2 separate regions of the Homo sapiens genome follow, and region 1 is linked to region 2. The links are chromatin loops, found by intact Hi-C in ENCODE. Cell type or tissue: sigmoid colon. All regions are shown on one strand. Links, peaks and the distances in the headings refer to the core of each region. The heading gives the core; the rest is flanking DNA.

What was found. Hi-C counts contacts between places; a loop is a spot of excess contacts. Peaks named below come from ENCODE experiments on the same cell type or tissue, not always from the same donor. Only the 100,000 strongest peaks of a DNase experiment are listed, where the experiment ranks them.
Region 1: a loop joins it to region 2, with 3 times the contacts of the local background. A loop is called at or near these places in 11 of 110 quality-filtered maps.

What each region holds. Positions count from the first base shown.
Region 1 is chr2:47,165,295-47,171,102 of GRCh38, forward strand. It overlaps CALM2 (calmodulin 2), which reads right to left. Exons shown (of 6, transcript NM_001743.6): 2 at 5,440-5,470. Among named protein-coding and RNA genes, the nearest start is that of CALM2, 8.3 kb to the right of the region's middle. In sigmoid colon, for the core only: no CTCF peak of the experiment used is centred there; no DNase peak of the experiment used is centred there; H3K4me3 peaks cover 512 bases.
Region 2 is chr2:47,055,654-47,060,653 of GRCh38, forward strand. All of the region lies in intron 18 of TTC7A (tetratricopeptide repeat domain 7A), which reads left to right. Among named protein-coding and RNA genes, the nearest start is that of STPG4, 97 kb to the right of the region's middle. RefSeq lists enhancers at 1-895, 2,196-2,285. In sigmoid colon, for the core only: no CTCF peak of the experiment used is centred there; DNase peaks (open chromatin) are centred at 1,668, 1,988, 2,738, 3,214 and 1 weaker place; H3K27ac peaks cover 3,263 bases.

The sequences.
Region 1 (5,808 bases), core at 309-5,308, 110 kb after region 2:
ACAAGCTACTAAACCTTTTCTGCCTCAGCTTCCTCATTTCTGTGAAATGACATAAATGTGCCCAGTAAGTGGGGTGACACAGTATACCATGCCCACAAGGGGTATTCACCTGGTCACCCCCCATAAAAAAATTAGTATGTGTCAAACACTTAGAACTATGTCCAACAAATACATACTTAATAAATGTCAAGATAAAGACTATCTCATTTTTTTGCAGCATCCAAAACTGCATGGAAAAACTCTCAAAATTTTTCTTGGCCTTCGTAACAGTACTTTGATTTTCCTCCTACCATATACTGCCAAAGGCTCTTACTCCTGTCTCTTATGTCTAGATGTGACCAATTTTATCCTTTTTTTCCACTCCTTGGCCACTTCATCTATACCCACTTACAACGAAGATATCTTTAGTCTACCCATCTCGCTCAATAAATGTCTTTATTTCTGGCTGTCTACAGGATATAGCTCCCCTGGCTGATGACAAGCAAAACATATGAAAATGAATTCTATACTCCCAGGCAACCCTAAAGGTACTAGCAAAAGCCCAAGAGCCACTTTTAACTCTTTCAGTCTGAAATCTGTCAACAGGTCTCGAATTCTATCATTTAAATACTGCCTGATTTTTCCTCCATCTCTACAACCAGTATTTTGGTTCAAGGCTCCATCGTCCTTTGCCAGGGCTATTACAATTGCCTCCTAACTGCATTCTTTCTTATTTAAATATTACTGGTTTATAGAGGAACTCATCTAATACCAATCAGAAGGTTCATACCACACTAATTGATTTTATGAAGATAGTATACAGTGCTAACCTAGATCAACCTAATGACAAAAATAGATCAGGGAGTCTCCACCTACAAATAGCACAATTGATAAAGACATTTCAATTTTACTGTTTTTAAACAGAATGTAGAAATATCTAGAAATACATATATTGGAGTTCAGACACATTGCACCTTTCACCTAATTTAGGTTACAAGAAAATTAAAGGACTTTGAGGTATTTGTTTATATTACATTCTCTGCTATGGGTATCTTTTAACACCACCATTAGGTGCATAAATTCCCAATGTTTAATTAGCAGTAATCACCTTTCTATTACATGATTTAACAAAAAGCTAAATACTGGAAGATGCATAGTGTAAGACTATGTATAACTTTCGAGAAATTTAAAAATCTAATAACACTTAAAATGTTTGCTAGAATAAGTAAAATGCAGAAAATAAAACCGTATCTATGCTAATACCATTTGTTATTCATTCAAGAAAGGAACAAATAACATTTCTTTTAAAGGTCAAGGTTTATTCCAAATTTTTACTTGTATTTTTATACTAAAGAGTAAAAAATACCTGTAAAAACTCAAAATAATAAACCCCAAAGTAAAATTTTAATTCACCTGCCTTTACAGTTTTCCTGTACTTCAGAACTAGCGTAATCTTTATGTATAGAAGCATATAATTCTAAACTGTAACTCCCAGGAATGACCTGAAATTAAATCCAAGAGTCAAAACCTAAACACACAATAAAGAGAACAGGTCCTGAATGCCACAGAACAGCTATCTTCTACATAATTGATAGATATAAGGAACCTACCAAAATCCATTTTAGCTGACCAAACTGAAACTTTCAGAAAAATCTATTACTCAAGTTTTATTTGTTCATTAGCAACCCCAAGGCCCTTCCCTAATTAGTTTATTACCTAAACATATAATTTTATTAAAATAACATGTTTTAAAAATTTTATTAAAATAGGTTATCACAAGACAATTACAAAACAAATCAAATGACTGTTTATTAACTTCTATTTCTTCACAAAATTCTGAACTTAATAATCCCTTAAAGATCATGTACTGGAACTCTTTTGGCGCTTCATGCAGTTGTTGCTATACATTGAGTAATATTAATATTTTTCTCAAACAAATTTGGACCTTGAAAATTTAATGAAAGTTTAGGTACAGACTTCTTAAGGAAAAAATACTGTACATTTTTCCTATCAGTCTTCCAAAAGTCAAACAGCAACAACTAATGACATCATGGCAGAGTTATCAACAAAATGAAATTGTTAGTGATGTCATACTAGACTGGAATGCTTTATACGACCAAGTAATATAAAAAATTTTAGGCCGGGAGCAGTGGCTCATGCCTGTAATCCCAACACTTTGGGAGGTCAAGGTAAGCGGATCACCTGACGTCAGCAGTTCAAGACCAGCCTGGCCAACATGGTGAAACCCCATCTCTCCTAAAAATACAAAAACTAGCCGGGTGTGGTGGTGCACGCCTGTAATCCCAGCTACTTGGGAGACTGAGCCAGGAGAATTGCTTGAAGTTGGACAGCAAAGGTTGCAGTGAGCCAAGATCATGCTACTGCACTCCAGCCTGGGCAAGAGAGTGAAGCTCCGTCTCAAAAAAAAAAAAAAAAAAAAAAAAAAAAAAAAAAATTTAGTAACTTCATCTACACAAGGATGTTAGCGGTCACCAGCACTTACAACTAAAAAAAAAAAAAAAAAAATTTTTTTTTCTTTTCTTTGAGACAGGGTCTTGCTGTGTTGCCCAGACTGGTCTTGAACTCCTGGGCTCAAGCAATCCCACTGCCTCAGCCTCCCAAAGTGTTGGGATTAGACATGCGCCACCATGCCCAGCCACCAACAATTACAATTTACCAGATTAAAAAATTGCCTTCATCTCAAAGGTAAACACTGAAATATACCAAATTTGGGAGGAAGGGACTTGGAGAGTAGGCAGAAATCTTAGGATAGTAGTGCTCTAGAACTTTTTTGTGTTACACACTCATTGAGAATAAAATTTATTCAAGGAATATTCAATGATTACTATGTGGCAGGTACCGGGCCTACAAAGTAGAACAAAAAGGTCCCTGACCGCACATGATTTTTATTTTAGTAGCATAGAAGTTTTGGTTCCTCTGCCCTAAATCTTAACTGAAACCTGGAGGTCCAAGGAATGGCTTTAAAGAAATCTGTGGTCTAGGAAAAGGCAGGATAAGAAGAGAACCTAAGAACAGATTTTTTTCCCTCTACTCCCATTGGAAACCTAATTTTATGATGAAAGCCAAGAAAAGATAGGATTTAACTTAAAGACAATAAAGAGAACAGGTCCTGAATGTCACAGTTTTGATGAACTACAAGTATTCTTTATAAGAATTCTACCAGGCCAGGCATGGTGATTCACACCTGTAATCCCAGCACTTTAGGAGGCTGAGGCGGGTGGATCACCTGAGGTTGCGAGTTTGAGACCAGCCTGACCAACATGGAGAAACCCCATCTCTACTAAAAATACAAAAATAGCCAGGTGGTGCATGCCTCTAATCCCAGCTACTCGGGAGACTGAAGCAGAACAGCTTGAACCCGGGAGACAGAAGTTGAGCCACTGCACTCCAGCCTGGGCAACAAGAGTGAAACTGTCTCAAAATAAATTAAAAAATAAAAATGCTATCAATCACTGAAGAGGGATCCTCTTATATTCAATAGACACAAACTTTTTTTTTTTTGAGGCAAAGTCTCGCTCTGTTGCCCAGGCTGGAGTGCAGTGGCATGATCTTGCCTCACTGCAACCTCTGCCTCCCAGGTTCAAGTGATTCTCCTGCATCAGCCTCCTGAGTGGCTGGGATTACAGGTGCACGCCACCATGCCTGGCTAATTTTTGTATTTTTAGGAGAGATGGGGTTTCACCACGTTGGCCAGGCTGGTCATGAACTCCTGACCTCAAGTGATCCGCCTCGGCCTCCCAAAGTGCTGGAATTACAGGCGTGAGCCACTGCGCCCGGCCAACAAACTTTCTTTTCAAAGAGTTGTTTAAGAGAGCAGACCATCAACTATGCAATGGCACACTGAGTAACGTTTTCTACCCTAAAGTGAACATGCTGTACTGCATACAGTTGGTACCTGTACCTGACTGGGAATATTAAGAAATGTATTACAGAAGGTCAGAGTTTAAGAGTGAAAGTATTAGACAGCCTGAGACAATTTGGGAAGGAGACAGTATATTTATAAAAAAAACTACTTCAGAAAAACATTTTGACGATACATTTACTTTGTAGAGATGGGGTCTCACTATGTTGCCCAGGCTGGTCTCAAACTCCTGGGCTCAAGTGATCCTGCTGCCTCAGCCTCCCAAAGTGATAAGATTACCAGCCATCAGGCCCAGTCTATTTTTTTTGAGGAGACATGAGATCAAATAGGTGATACCTTTAAAACAGTGTAACTCAACAAAAAAAAAATTATTCCCAAAACTGTTTGCTTTTTGTTCATAACAGTCAATACATGTAATTTACCAACCTCAGAAAGTAAAAACTAAGTTTAAGTCAAATTACACAATAAATAAAAATAAAACCTGCTTAAATTTGTCTTTAATACTAATAGCTTTCTACCTACAGTCCTATCAAATAGTATTTGAGGTGACTAGTGTAATTCTGGTATCCCCCAAACTTCTATATGCTTATGGAAGTGGGGAGCTTGCTTTAAATGGGCTATATAGTTCCAACTGGGCTTCTCAGTTTTCTCCAGCCTAAGAAAAAGTGCTCAAGTGCTTTTGAGCTCTTATCAAACCCTTCCTGCTTACTGTGAAAACTGTGGCAAATAAACTGCTTGGTGCTCATGCTAATAAAAGTGTCTAATGAAAACAAAGGAATAGTTTGCAAAGCATTTCAACACTACAATAAAAAAAAAAAACAACTCCGGCAAGGGGGGAAAAAAAAGTTTCCCCAACATTGACATTAACCAGCCATCTCAATGTACAAGGATAAATCAAAAGTATTAATGTTCTATGGCATGGCATAAAGAGAACATGACATCAGGTTTTATGTAATAATTTTGCATACTTCCATAGCAAACTAAAAGGGACAAGATTTAAGCGGCTTCATTTCAACAGCTGTCACTGTTTTTTAAGAGAAAAATCCACATTGCTACAGTGACATTTATAGAATAGAATGCCAACTTCTTAAATTTTTTCACTTGAGAAATGGTTATTCCCTGACTGATTATATATGCAATTCTTAGGTTAAAATGTTAGCTAATTTTAACTAGGGTAAATTCAATTGTTCCTTTTTTGATTCTCCATTTCAAGTTGCCTTAGTTACTTCTTGGCCTCCTTTTCTAGCGTGTTAGCTAGCCCAGAATTCCTGTTTTATACTAAGGTAGTCTTCAGAAAACAAAACAAAGACCACCACTACACCACAAGGCTCCAAAGTATATCCACGCAGACTAAAATACATGTCTTTAACTACAATTAGCCCTGCACATCTTCCATCGGCAAGTTTACAATCCCACTTGCCAAAGCAGGTTGAATTACTGTATTATATTATACCCATATGTTAGTATCCATGACATATACCAAAGTCAATTATTTCATACAAGTCTCTTATTCTGACGTTGGCTATTCAATTTATAATAAGAATCTAATGGGTACAATCTAGCTGAGTATTTCTCACCTGCAATCTGCTCTTCAGTCAGTTGGTCAGCCTACAAAGAGATCAAAGAGGAAGGTTAGTGACTTGAGAGTATGTAGATTAGCAGTTACAGAAACAAGTTTAAAACCTTTCAAGGGTTACCATGTACTGTTTCATTTAGTTCCAGCAACAAACACATCTGGATAGAAAATGCACACATCTAGTTTCTCTTATCTTCAAAGCTAAGCTGTCTTAACTCCAAGTTTAAGATATACAAATACTTCAGAATATTTTTGAAAATATACTTTAGAATCCAATAGAAACATTGCTTCCTTTTTCAACGTTAGAATAGCTAAACTTAAGCTCACTTCTATTCCAGATATAAATCACCAGAAATTCCCACTGAATCAA
Region 2 (5,000 bases), core at 1-5,000:
TACCCTGGAGGTCCAAGGGCTCATGGGTAGCTCTGGGCTTTCTCCAGGTTTAGGGGAAGCTGGCCTGAGTCTCAGCTCCCCAGTGCCAGACTCCTGTGGTCTGGTGCCGGTGCTCTGGCCCGCAGTTGGAGGCCACCCCAGGTGTCTCCTGGGCAGACTTGGGGGGCTGGGGTGGGGTGGCCAGCGCTGTGGCTGAAGCGGGTGTTTATGATGAAGCCATAGTCCAGGGAGAAGCTGGCGCTCACCCTTGGTCCTACATGCTCCTCTACTCTTTGTCATCCTTCCTGCCCCCCTCCTGTCTTCATTCAGTGCCTTCTTCCCACGTCCTCCTCTTCCCTGGCTCCAGCTTTTTCTTCCCTCCTCCCAGCTTCCCGAGTCAGCGAGGCCACTCTCAGGACAGGCCCATGCAGCCCCTGACTGCCTTGTGCCCTCTAGGTCCCAGGGATGGAGGGTCTCAGACCAACCTGAGAACTCCCTGGAGACCTTTGGATTCCCTGTGTTGGCCTGGGCGTTCTCCATTCTAGTCCCCTTGATCTTCACTCTCCTTCCTCCCTTGCCCTCTCCCCACCTTCCTTCTTTTTCTGGGCATTTATATGCTCTGAGTGTCTGATGCTTATTTCCTTTGGGTCACCCAAATGGCCCCCACTGAGGGTCAAGGCTAGCCATGGTGAATTCTTTTGGGGGGACTAACCTATTTCTCTCCTGCCCTGTGGCTCACCTCTCTGAAGTCTGGGGGAGGGTCTCTGTAGGAAGCACACTCACCTGGAGAAGCCCTAAGAGGCCTTGGGGGTGGGCCCAGGCTCTCTGTACCCTGCTCATTAGCACAGGGCCAGCCTGCGGGCAAGGCCCTCCCTGCAAAGGGGGTGTGGAAATAGCCCATGGAAAGTGGGCCCATCCCCCTGCCCGGGGTGGGAGAGCCTCGGCTTTGGCAGGAAGACTGGAACCAGCTCTGGGTGCAGGGTTAGACCAGGATGCCTCAAAAAAATAATAAAAGGGCCTCTTGCAAAGCTCCAGGGAACAGATGTTTTCCATTTGTAGCCTGCCGAGAGAAAGCACAGAGGAGAGGGGGTGGAGAGAGATGGAGGGAAGAGGAGGAAAACCGGAGACAGACAAGCAAGAGAAGAGGTCAGGGGGTAGGCAGGAGGATGATGAGAGCAGAGGGAAAATCAGAAAGGGGAAGACAGCATGAAGGAATGGAGGGGCCCCTTGACGCTGAGGGTGCAGCAGGGGCACCGTGTGCCCAAATCTCTGACCCCTCCCCCCCATCCAGCCCCGTGTGCTGGATGATGACCTCGACAATGAAAATTCAAGGAAAATGTGGTGCCCTGGCCAGGGGATGCTGGGATGGATGTGGGCACCACTGGGTCCTGGCAGCCACGGCCAGGCTGGGAAGGATCAGGGCCGTGGGTGGATGCGGCGCCCCAGGGCTACTGCAGCTATCTGACCATGGCTAGCAAAGCGTCGAGCAGGAGCCGAAGGCATCTGCTCAGGGACACTGAGACTAGCAAGGGGCAGTGCATTGTCACCCCAGACCTTTGGGCCTGTGTGCAGGTCAGAGGCCTACCCTGGAGGCTGGCCCTGCTGGGCACTGTCTGCCAGGCTGCCAGAAGCCTTCAGGAGGCTTCCCTGCTTGGGCTCTGGTCTGTGTCTTCTGGTTTCCTGTCTAACTGGGAATGGAGCCCATCAGTGGAGCAGCCCTAACGGTTCTTCAGGGCGTGCTCTCTGGTGTGTGGCCAGCCCAGCAAGGCCCTGGCCTCTGGAAGAACCAGGGCCCCGAGGCAAGAGGGATTGGGATTGGGTGGGGTACCCTCTAATTAAAATCTGTTGATGTGAATACACTATGAGGGGTCCCCAAGGGAGGGACAAGGGGCAGCCTCTGGAGACAGCGCAGCAAGTTGTAAACAGCTTAATCAGCTGTGCCAGGGCCAAGTAGACCAGGGGAGTGGGGAGCTTGACTCCTGGGCCCTCAGCTAAACTGAGCTTCTGGCGATGGAGGAAGCAGCCACCCTGCAAAAGTCACACCCACACACTTCCTTCTGCTTCTCCTCTCTCGTGACCCTGGGGGATTCTGCCACAGTGGAGCCCAGCCCATCTTCCTTGTCCTCTTAGTCCAAAGGCCTCTGCAGCCTTCAGGCTCCAGCTCCAATGCCTCCTCCCTCAGGAAGACTTCCCTGACCACACCAGCAGCATCGACCTAGCCCCTCTTGAGTGCCCATAACACTCAGATGTGGCACTTGTCATTCCACTGTCCTGGTCTCTGAAGTGGTTTAGTGGCTCAGCTGCTCCCACTCCTGTCCCCACTCTTTCTCCTCCTTGTGGGGAGACCAGGCACATAGTCAGTACTCAAAAGTTGTATGTTAAGCACTCAGTTATGAGGGCAGCCTGTTCAGATGCCCCAGCAGCAGCTCAACAGCAAAGCGGAGAGGGAGAGCTGAGGCTGAGAGAGCCAAATCTCTGACCCCTCCCCCTACCAGCCATCTGCCCCTGGGTTCAAAGACCCCATTTCCTCTGCTCTCTGCCTTGGGAATCTCCATTTCAGGCTGTCCCCAGGGACTAGAGCCCGCATTTCTCTCCCATATCCAGGAAGCCTGGCTTCTCTGTGTTTAATTCTCTGATCCTCCCAAGTTCTCATCTCCACTAGAGAAAAACCAGAGTCCTCTCACTCAGAAAGCGTTGTATTTTAGGATGTGGCAGGCTACTCGGGTTGCACAATGAACCTTAGGCAATGCTCGTGCTAAGTACCCCAGTGCCTGTGTTGCAGTCAAGGTTTTAGTTAGGCCTCTCCTGCTGCCTACTGGGACAGGAAGAGGGAATGTCTGGGCCTGGTTTCTCCACCTCTTTCTGGGAGCTTCCCTTGGGCATCTCTGTTCTCTATCCCACCCCAGACATAATCTGAACTAGGGTAACCTCAGCTGTCAGCTTTTGCTAGGCAGGGTTCTTGGCAAAACCACAAGTCAGACTCTGCTGGCCCTTCTGCGTTCCTCATCTGTGTCTTGATCCTTCTGTGCCTTCAGCATAGGCTCAGCCCCAGGAGTGGGCAGCCAAGCCTGGGGGCTGCTTTGGACAAAGGCTGAGTGCCCAGTGAGGCCGAAGAGCCGCGTCTCCTAAAGTGCCTACCGTGGGGTGTGCCTGTGCCACGTGGGTCTGAAATGTGTGTGTGTGGGGGCTGGCCTGGGTTGGAGAAACTGCCCCATTTCCTACTCCTCTGGTTGCAGGACAGATCCTCCCCTGCCTGCTGGCCCAAAGGGGTGTGTGTCTGCTTTGGAGGGAGGCCACAGAACTGCTTGGGAGTCCAGCCCTGGCTTTGCCCTTTCTCAGTGAGGGAATGGAGTGGGGTCCTCACCTCCTAAGCCTGCTTTTTTTTTTTTTTTTTTTTTTTTTTTTTTGAGATGGAGTCTCACTCTGTCGCCCAGGCTGGAGCACAGTGGCGCGATCGCAGCTCACCACAACCTCCGCCTCCCAGATTCAATGAACTCTCTGCCTCAGCCTCCCAAGTACCTGGGACCACAGGCACCCACCACCATGCCCAGCTAATTTTTTTGTATTTTTACTAGAGACGGGGTTTCACCATCCTGGCCAGGCTGGTCTTGAACTCCTGACCTCGTGATCTACCCGCCTTGGCCTCCCAAAGTGCTGGGACTACAGGCGTGAGCCTGTAGCCCAGCCACCTGCATTTTTTAAGTATGGATTATAGCACCTGCCTGCTTCCAAGACTTGCTGTCAGGATTAATGAGAAAATGTTTCCCAAACCTGGTGGGGCTTGGCCCATCAGCTCTCCATCAGGGCAGGGGTGGTTTCTGTAGCTGTTACCAACACTGCCTGGTTTGTGCCCTCCTTTGCCCCTGAGCTGCTTCTCCCTCATCCTCCCACCCCATCCTTGGCAGGGTCATTTGGTTCTCCCTGGCTCTGAGCACACGCCTACCTTCAGTCAGCCCCTGCCTGGGAGACCAAGGGGCCCAAAGAGAGATCCCTGGTCTGCTTCCATCCCCTTCTCCCTGGACATGCAATGAACAAAGTGAAGGAACACTGAAAAAGAGGCTGGAGTCACCTGAGCAAGCTCTTAGCTCAGGGGACGCCACATCCCCACGCGAGGTTCTGAAGTCAGACAGCCCAGTGCAAACCCTGTCTTCACCACTTACTCCCACTGTGGCCTTAGTCCCATGCCTTGACCCCTCTGTGCCCAGTTTTTGCCCCTCTAAAGTGGGGTAATAAAAGTACTTGTGCAAGGTGCGGTGGCTCATGCCTATAATCTCGGCATTTTGGGAGACTGAGGTGAGAGGATCTCTTGAGCCCAGGAGTTCAAGACCAGCCTGGGCAACATGGCGAAACCCCATCTCTACAAAAAAATACAAAAATTAGCTGGGCATGTTGGCACATGTCTGTAGTCCCAGCTACTCTGGAGACTGAGGTAGGAGGATTGCTTGAGCCCAAGAGGTCAAGGCTGCAGTGAGGCCAGGCACGGTGGCTCACGCTTGTAATCCTAGCATTTTGGGAGGCTAAGGTGGGCAGATCACTTGAGGCCAGGAGTTCGAGACCAGCCTGAGCCCCTCTACCAAAAATACAAAAATTAGCCAGGCGTGGTGGTGCGTGCCTGTAACCCCAGCTACTCAGGAGGCTGAGACAGGAAAATCACTTGAACCCAGGGGGCAGAGGTTACAGTGAGCTGAGATCGCGCCACTGCACTGCAGCCTGGACAACAGAGGGAAACTCTTTTTCTAAATAAATAAATTAATTTTTTTTAAAAAAAAGGCTGCAGTGAGCCATGGTCATACCAGTGCACTCCAGCCTGGGTAACAAAGGATACCCTGTCTCAAAAAAAACAAAAACAAACAAACAAAAAATGCTTGTTCTACAGGGTTTTTGTGAGCATTAACTGGGACGATCTTGGTGCCATTGACTGGCACTTAGCAAGGTGCCTGACACAGAGGAAGCACTCAGAAACCGTTACCTAGTGTTCCCACTACATCCTATAGTCAGTGTGTCCCATGCTGTGATTTGGT